2 separate regions of the Homo sapiens genome follow, and region 2 is linked to region 1. A link is a contact called in ENCODE Hi-C or POLR2A ChIA-PET data. All regions are on one chromosome and are shown on one strand. The core of a region is the stretch at or near the end of the contact, and the rest is flanking DNA. Distances in the headings are between cores, read along the strand shown. Region 1 overlaps PTBP3 (polypyrimidine tract binding protein 3). Region 2 has its middle 22 kb from the start of PTBP3.

Region 1 (4,281 bases), core at 859-3,358:
TAACACAAAGAACATCAATCAAAAAACTGAATCATCAAATTAGATCCAAATGAATCCTTAAAATTTGAGAGGTATAACTAGTGATTTCACCTATGTAAACAGTATATAGTACTTTACCGAAACAAATTTTAGCTTTTGTTATGAACAGTGGCACTTCAACATGATATAAGCAAAATAAGAGCATTGTAAAAAAACAATTTGAAACCCACAGAAATCAAATATTAAAAAAAAAAAAAAAACTCACCATACACACCTGTAGAAGGAGTAGAACTATTCATGGTAAAAGGTCCGTTAATGATGCCAGAAGAAAGAAGCTCATCAGATCCCCGCTGAAAAGCAAAACCAATGTTTGGTTAATAAACCAAGTTTTAGATAATGGTCCATATTTACTAAAAGTATTAAAAGCTAATAATATTACTTCATCTTTGTATGAAGACATTAAAGGGGGAACTCCTCAAGAATCACAAAATCAAATGAACTGCATAGCAAGAAAAAATTACTGCAAATCCACAACTATATAAACACAACTGCCACCACAGAAATGGGGACATAATCTTTAAATTCTTTCTAACCAAACGCAGGTTTCCAAAACATAACATCTGAAAGTGCCAAACCATATTTAGGGGGTTGCATTATGACATTGTTTTTGTAGCATATATTTGTATGCAAATAGTTTGTACAGTCCTCCCTAAGAATCCTGACTTTTCAATACCAACGTATTTTTTTAAGTAGAAAATATACTTCATTTCCATACTGGCCAAATTCTTTATAATCAATAACTTTTTATCCATTAATCCTCCAAATGATCTTTAATGCAGACTATTTCTTAAACAATTGTTTAAGTAATTTACTCTTTTTTTCAGGTAAGAGTTTTGATCAACTTCCAAATCTGAACTGGCAACACTAAAAAGTAACTCAGAGAAGTCTTTTCATTGTAATGTAAGATCTACCACCAACATTTAAAAGATTACTTTCAGGAAGGACAATAAATACTATGTACAAAGTTAAAACCAACCTATTTTAAATAGTACTATTGGTTTACCTTGGCCAATTTTTAAGAACAAGTGTTTTGATACACTGGATAATAAAAATTAATCCCCAAACAATCCTACAAATATTAGAACAGCAATAGTGCTACAGCACATATTTAATGTTTAAGTGTAGGTGCCACTTCTGTAGGGAACAACTTTAGCCTTTGCTGAAGAAAGACAAACCACCAATATATCTATATAATAGAAATACAATTATTTAAACAAGTCCTGTATTTAAACATCCAGAAATTACTCCCTTTGGATCTTTCACTGGAAGTTTATAGAGACATCTGGGAATAAGAAGAAGGAATTAAGTAAGCAGGATAAAAGAAAACTGAAAATCTCAACTCCCAGAAAAATCAAGATTAAGGCCTCACTTAAAGCACAGGTCTTCCTAATAAAATCTGAGATGTAGATATTATCAGGCTACATATGATAATTAACAGACTGTGGTTTGCTGGCTACCTGCAGATAAAGACACATTTTCACAGCTTTAAATGTATTAATAGTAAAAATTAAAACATACACAACATGATTTTTATATATGAGGAATTTGGTTAAATGCATTACTAACAGATATATCTTCCACACATATGAGTTAGCATCAGTATGTTTCTACCTATAAATCAAGTTAATATAAAGTTAGAAACCACTTGAAGGTGGTCACTTTAGCTCTTTCGAGATTTGCAGAAATGTATTTTTTCAAGAATAACAAAAAGCACAAGTATAAAGCAAAAATACTGATAACCTAGATAACATTAAAATTAACAATTTTATTTAACAAAAGACATCATTAGGAGAATAAACAGACAAGTCATGGAATAAGAAGATATCTGCGATATGTAAAACCAACAAAGGGTTTATATCCAGCACGTACTAAGAAAAAGAAAAAAGGAAAAACAAAACACTAGAAATCAGTAAGAAAAACCCAAGATAACAGAAAAATGACAAGAGACTTTAACAGCCATCTCACAAAGTGGTGGACTATGTCACTGTTCCAGAGTATTTGTACCCTCTCCTTTTCCTGAACAAGAATTATTCATCCCCATCCATGGCCATGTGACTTGCAATGCCTCCAGTGGGAAGAGTATAACTCCCTCCCCCCATTGACAACACAGTTTTGTAATATCCTTTGGCAAATGGAACATGAATGGACATGACCTATACTTAATCCAAACAGTAACTTCAAAAATCAGTCATTTCTGCCAGTTTTTTCTCTTTCCCTCTGAAATAAGAGCATATCTCAAATAGGAGGTACTCTTTCAGCCTGATTCTCAGAATAACAAGTGTAGCTCCATAACAGCTACCACCATTGTAAGTGAACAAGAAATAAATGTTTTTTTAAACAATTTATAAATGACTAATACCATATCCAATCAAACTAAAGATATTTGACCGCATCCTCATTGGTCATCAGGGAAATGCAAGTTAAAACCACAATGAAATACTGTAAAATTAAAAAGATGGACAATATCATGTTAGTAATAATGTGGGGTGACAAAAACTCTTATATGGGAGTTAAGTATAATTTAGTGAGAGTGTAAATTGGTACCACTTGGAAAACTGTCTGATCCAATCTATTAAAGTCAAATATATGAATATCCTAGGATCCTTACATAGTCTACTCCGATGCATAAACCCCAAGATATTGCCTGCTTGTGTGCACCTAGACATATAAGATTGTCTTCAGCAGCATTATTTGTACTCGTCAAACTGGAAACAACTAAATGCCATCAACTGCAGAATAACTGAGTAAATGTTTGTAAATGCATGCAATGACTATACAACAATGAGAATGAACTACGGCTCCACATAACACAGATAAATCTCACAAACCTAAAACGTCAGTCACGGCCGGGCGTGGTGGCTCACGCCTGTAATCCCAGCACTTTGGGAGGGCTTGGCGGGCGGATCACAAGGTCAGGAGATCAAGACCATCCTGGCTAACATGGTGAAACCCCGTCTCTACTAAAAATACAAAAAATCAGCCTGGCGTGGTGGCGGGCGCCTGTAGTCCCAGCTCCTCAGGAGGCTGAGGCAGGAGAATGGCGTGAACCCGGGAGGCAGAGATTGCAGTGAGCCGAGATCACGCCACTGCACTCCAGCCTGGGCGACAAAGCGAGACTCCGTCTCAAAGAAAAAAAAAAAGTCACAAAGAATACACGCTATATTGTTGCATTTATATGGGGTACAAAAACCCGGGCACAGTGGCTCACACCTGTATTCCCAGCACTTGGGAGGCCAAGGAGGGAGGATCACTTGAGGTCAAGAGTTCAAGACCAACGTGGGCAACATAGGGAGACCCCATCTCTAAGTAAATAAAAATAAAAACAAAAAAAATGGATTATCAAAACCAAAAGCACGAATGGCAATAAATAAATAAATAAATAAACTGAACTTTGTCAAATATAAAAACTTTTGTGTTTCAAAGAACACCATCAAGAGAATAAAAAGACAACATGGAGAATGGAAGAAAGTATTTACAAGTCACACATCTCACAAGAAACTGGTACCTAGAACACCTAAGAACCCTTAAGATCAACAATAAAAAAAGACAACCCATTGGATTTGAAAAGGTATTTCTCCAAAGAAGGCCAGTAAGTACATGAAAAGATGCTCAACCTAATTAGTCATTAAGGAAATGCAAATCAAAAGCCACTTCAAGGAAAAATTAAGACCATGATACTACCACTTAACTATCAGAACACCTAAAATAAAAAGTTACAATATCAAATGCAGACCAGGATGTGGAAAAAATAGATCTCTCATACATTGCTGGTAGCAATGTAAAATGGTACAGACACTCTGGAAAGTAGTTTGGTGTTTTCTGAAAAAAAGAAAAAAAAAAACAAACAAAAAAACTAAACATACACTTAGCAACCTCAAAAGATAATATGCTCTATGATTTCACCTACAGTATTCTCAAAATGACAAAAATTATAGAGATGGAAAACAGATTAGTGGTTGCCAGGAGATAGAGATGGTTGGGTGGAGGTGGTAGGTGATTATAAATGGTACCATAAGGAGATCTTTGTGGTGATGGATTAGTTCTATATCTTGACTGTGATGGTAGTTATGTGAATCTACATATGCAATAAGATCAAACAGAACTATATACAGGCACTGTCCCAATACCAATGCTTCTGTTTTGATGGTGTACTATAATTATATAAGATGTAACCACTGGAGGAAACTTAGTGAGGGGCACACAGGACCTTTCTGTACTATCTTTATAACTTGCCATGCATCT
Region 2 (4,281 bases), core at 698-3,197, 56 kb after region 1:
AACATGGTGAAACCCCATCTCTGCCAAAAATACAAAAAAATTAGCCAGGCGTGGTGGCTGGCGCCTGTAATCCCAGCTAATCGGAAGGCTGAGGCAGGAGAATCACTTGAACCCAGGAGGTAGAGGTTTTAGTGAGCCAAGATCATGCCACTGCACTCCAGCCTGGGTGACAGAACAAGACTCTGTCATTAAAAAAAAAATATATATAGATGCTTATAATATTGTAATTGCTATTATAATGGACAAAATAGTTCCTTTTCGGCTATCTGAGACCACATCACTAATAGGAACCATACATTTTATTTTACAACTACAACAAAGCCTTCATTTTGGCTACAAATTCAAACCTCTCCTCTAAATCTTTTGACATATCTGTTCAACAAGGAGCCAGATAGATTGGTTAGGGTATATCTGTTTTATGTTTCCTGATTTGTCTTTAGTGGAAATAATAGCCCTGTGCAAAAAGCAAACCACAGCCCACAAGGTCAGTGGTAAAGCTCTTGGGTTACCAAACAACTGGGTGAAGCTGTTGTTCTCCCGTATCAATATGGTTCTGAAAAATATTTCACTGCAGATGATCCCACAGGGCACTGGCAAATGTTCAGCCTTGAACAGGCAAACAAGCAAAAAGTCAGTAGCAGAAAAACAAAACAAAACAACAAAATACAGCCTGGAAAGCTGCTCTGTGAAGAATATGTTATTTATGTAACTGGAAAAGCAAACCTCCTCTCCATACCACCCCCCTGGGGGTGGAGGATTACTTGTATCAGAGGATAATAAGTCCTCATATTGCCTCTGTTCTGGAGCAGTGGGAGTATGAGACCTTAATCAAGAATTTAATTTAGTAGAGGGTAGTAGGAGGATGACACCTACAAAAATTTAATTTGGCACAGAATAAATACATGGGGTATTTCCAAAGCTTGATCTTGGTGTAGCAAAGCAGTAACAAGAAAGAGAGATGGATAGCTCAATTTGGGGGCCTGATTTTTAAGCTAATTTCAAACATCTTTTTATTTTTTTTAAATGCTTGGTTAGGCACAATCTGAAAACTAGAAGATAAAAAAGAGCTGACATTGTTCTGCAAAATAAAATGCTATCTTGATAGTGAGCAGGGGTAAAGTTACATTGATTATAGGAGTCAAATGTTTCTCTTTCTCAGCGTGGAAAACGTACATGTACTCACAGTGTAATACCGTTTCTCAGAATTAATGCCTGTCTTTGGGAGATGTGGGTGTGTTTAACATAATAGTTATTTACTGGGCACCAGGAGGAATTAGGTGGAAATATCTCCAAGGGAACTGAACTTGGACTACCCACACCCACCGTGGATTTTCTTGCTAGAGCCATATTTTAAATCAAATGAATAATTCAGACCTGAGAAAATGCTTGGCTTGGGAAAAGAGGATGGATCCTGGTATGAGACCAACCCCTGTGAGTGGGGCCTGGAATCTACTGAAAGGAGGAGGGAGATATTAAAGGAAATGTTGAAGAAGGAAATTTGAACAACATCAATGCTCTGAGAAAGAAATGCAGATGTGAAGACAAGGGGCAATAGTAGGGATCCAGGTGTGCTCAAGGCCTTTGCGATGGTTTATATTCTTGTGATAATTTTATCTTCAGACTGAGTATCATTTAAGAGTTAGGTCCAGCTGCATACAACAGAAAACTCAGTAACAAGATAAACTAGATACAAATGTATTTCTCATGCAAAGGAAGTTCAGAAGTAGTGGTTTCAGGGCTGATATGACACTCCATTTCATGTTCATCAAAGACCCGTCTTCTTTTGTTTCCATTACATAAGCATATGGCTTTCATCATTCTTAAGATTACAAAATGGCTAAGAACTCTTTTTCTTTTTTTTTTTTTTTTTTTTGTGGAGGGTGGGTGTTGGGGAGTTGCCCAAGCTGGAGTGCAGTGGCGTGATCACAGCTCACTGCAGGCTTGACCTCCTGGGTTCAAGCAATCCTCAGCCTCCTGAGTAGTTGTGATTACAGGCATGCGCCACCGCGCCTGGCTAATTTTTGTATTTTTTTGTAGAGACAGGGTTTCGCGTTGGCCAGGCAGTCTCAAACTCCTGGACTCAAGCCATCTATCCGGCTTGGGCTCACAAAGTGCTGGGAATACAGGCAGGAGCCACCACACCCCACCTGGAAATAAAAGTTTCTTTCTTTTCTTTTCTTTCTTTCTTTCTCTTTCTCTTTCTCCTTCCTTCCTTCTTTCTTTCTCTTTCTTTTCTTTCCTTCCTTCTTTCCTTCTTCTTTTCCTTCTTCCTTTCTTCCTCCCTCCCTTTCTCTCTCTCTCTCTCTTAGATGGATTCTCCTGCCTCAGCCTCCCAAGTAGCTGGGATTACAGGCGCACACCACCACACCAAGCTAATTTTTTGTATTTTTAGTAGAAACAGGATTTCACCATGTCGACCAGGCCAGTCTAGAACTCCTAACCTCAGGTGATCCACCCGCCTCGGCGTCCCAAAGTACTGAGATTACAGGTGTGAGCCACAGTACCGGACTGGAAACTCTTTAAAGCAGCTTTCCCAGAAGTCCTTCCCAGCATCTTCCACATACGTCTCATAAGCCGTAATTTGGTCATGTGGCCATCCCTGGCTGTAAAAGTGGCTGGGAGGTGCAGTGTTTTTGCTGGTTATATTGTCACCTCTAAAAATAATGTTGGTAAGAAGTAGTGGGTAAGCCACTAGCAGTCTGTGTGACATAGCAGTTGTCATATAGTTAAGATTTTTTTCTCTTATGCAATAATTCCACAACTCTTTGGTGAAGAGTTGTGTGGGGCTGGTGTGGTACATAAAGCAACAGAGCAAAAAAAAAAAATGGTGAAATACAGCTTGATCCATGTAGTCACTCCGCTGCTTGTGCTCATATAAGGGAGCAATTGTCTACTGAGGGAATTGTTTTCTAGAATTCCAGGTATCTAGCTCCAAGTTGAGGAAAACCCACAGTGTACTTTGGAGCAGTGGGATTGTCAGAGATATAAGGGAAAGACTCAAGAGGCTTTTGAGACAATTGCGTGTGCGCACACACACACACACACACACACACACAATTTGGCCCCAACCATTTCATTTCAGAGCAGGTGTATATTCATTTCCCTCTTTTTTTTTTTTTTTTTTTTTTGAGACAGAGTTTCACTCTTGTTGCCCAGGCTGGAGTGCAATGGCGTGATCTCAACTCACTGCAACCTCCACCTCCCAGGTTCAAGCGATTCTCCTGCCTCAGTCTCCCGAGTAACTGGGATTATAGGCACCCGCCACCACACCCGGCTAATTTTTTTGTATTTTTAGTAGAGACGGGGTTTCACCATGTTGGTCAGGCTGGTCTCGAACTCCTGATCTCAGGTGATCCGCCCACCTCAGCCTCCCAAAGTGTTGAGATTACAGGCATGAGCCACCGCACCCGGCCTCCCTCTACCTTTTAATACTTCATACTAAGACGTGGAAATTCTCTTGCATAACCCAGCAGAGTTGTCAAATCAGGAAATTCATTACTGATACAATACTTTAATCTCTACTGCATATTCCAATTTGTTAATTTCCAGTAGTGTTCTTTTTGTGTTGTTGTTGTTGTTGTTTTGTTTGTTTGTTTTTTCTGAGCAGGGTCTTGCTCTGTCATCCAGGCTGGTGTGCAGTGGTGCAATCACAGCTCACTGCAGCCTCGACCTTCCTGGGCTCAGTTGATCCTCTTACCTCAGCCTCCTGAATAGCTGAGACTACGCGCAGGCAGCCATGCTTACTAATTTTTGTATTTTTTATAGAGACAGGGTTTTATCATGTTGCCCAGGCCGGTCTTAAACTCCTGGGTTCAAGCAATCTGCTAGACTCAGCTTCCCAAAGTGTTGGGATTACAGGTGTGAACCACTGCACCCAGCCTGCCAATAGTGTTCTTTATAGCAATTTTTTTTTTCTATACAGGAACCAGTTCAGGATTATGTGTTGCGTTGAATTGTCATTTCTTCTTTATTGCAGCTTCTTAGACTTTCTTTCTATTTTTTTATGACATCGACATTTTTGACTTCTTATTCACCTTGGAGAAGGTGTAAACAACTGGAGCAATTTTGCCTCCAGAGGACATTTGGCAATTTCCAGAGACATTTTTGGTTGACAAAACTGGAAGAGTTGGAGATAGATGGGGTGATGGTTGCACAACAATGTAAATGTACTTAATGCCGTTGAACTGTACACTTCAATATAGTTAAAATGGTAAATTTTATGTTAGGTATGTTTTACAAAAATAAACAAAAAAATTTGGCCAGGCGCGGTGGCTCATGCCT

The links. Hi-C counts contacts between places; a loop is a spot of excess contacts on that map. ChIA-PET counts read pairs that join two places held with the same protein, here RNA polymerase II (POLR2A). Pooled maps may share reads with other maps.
Region 2: a loop to region 1 is called in a map of CD14-positive monocyte, with 4 times the contacts of the local background. The contact joins two enhancer-like sites. A Hi-C loop is called at or near these places in 1 of 168 maps with a recorded cell type or tissue (CD14-positive monocyte) and 3 of 50 pooled maps. POLR2A ChIA-PET finds 5 or more read pairs at or near these places in 4 of 52 experiments (BJ, H1 and WTC11).

Annotation. Positions count from the first base shown.
Region 1 is chr9:112,297,588-112,301,868 of GRCh38, forward strand. It overlaps PTBP3 (polypyrimidine tract binding protein 3), which reads right to left. Exons shown (of 14, transcript NM_001163788.4): 2 at 245-329. The coding sequence starts at 278. Among named protein-coding and RNA genes, the nearest start is that of PTBP3, 34 kb to the right of the region's middle. Within about 2 kb of position 2,109, at least 2 of the 41 ENCODE cell types and tissues checked have a DNase peak (open chromatin) inside an H3K27ac peak, as active enhancers do.
Region 2 is chr9:112,353,769-112,358,049 of GRCh38, forward strand. It overlaps a transcript of PTBP3 not described here. Among named protein-coding and RNA genes, the nearest start is that of PTBP3, 22 kb to the left of the region's middle. Within about 2 kb of position 1,948, at least 5 of the 41 ENCODE cell types and tissues checked have a DNase peak (open chromatin) inside an H3K27ac peak, as active enhancers do.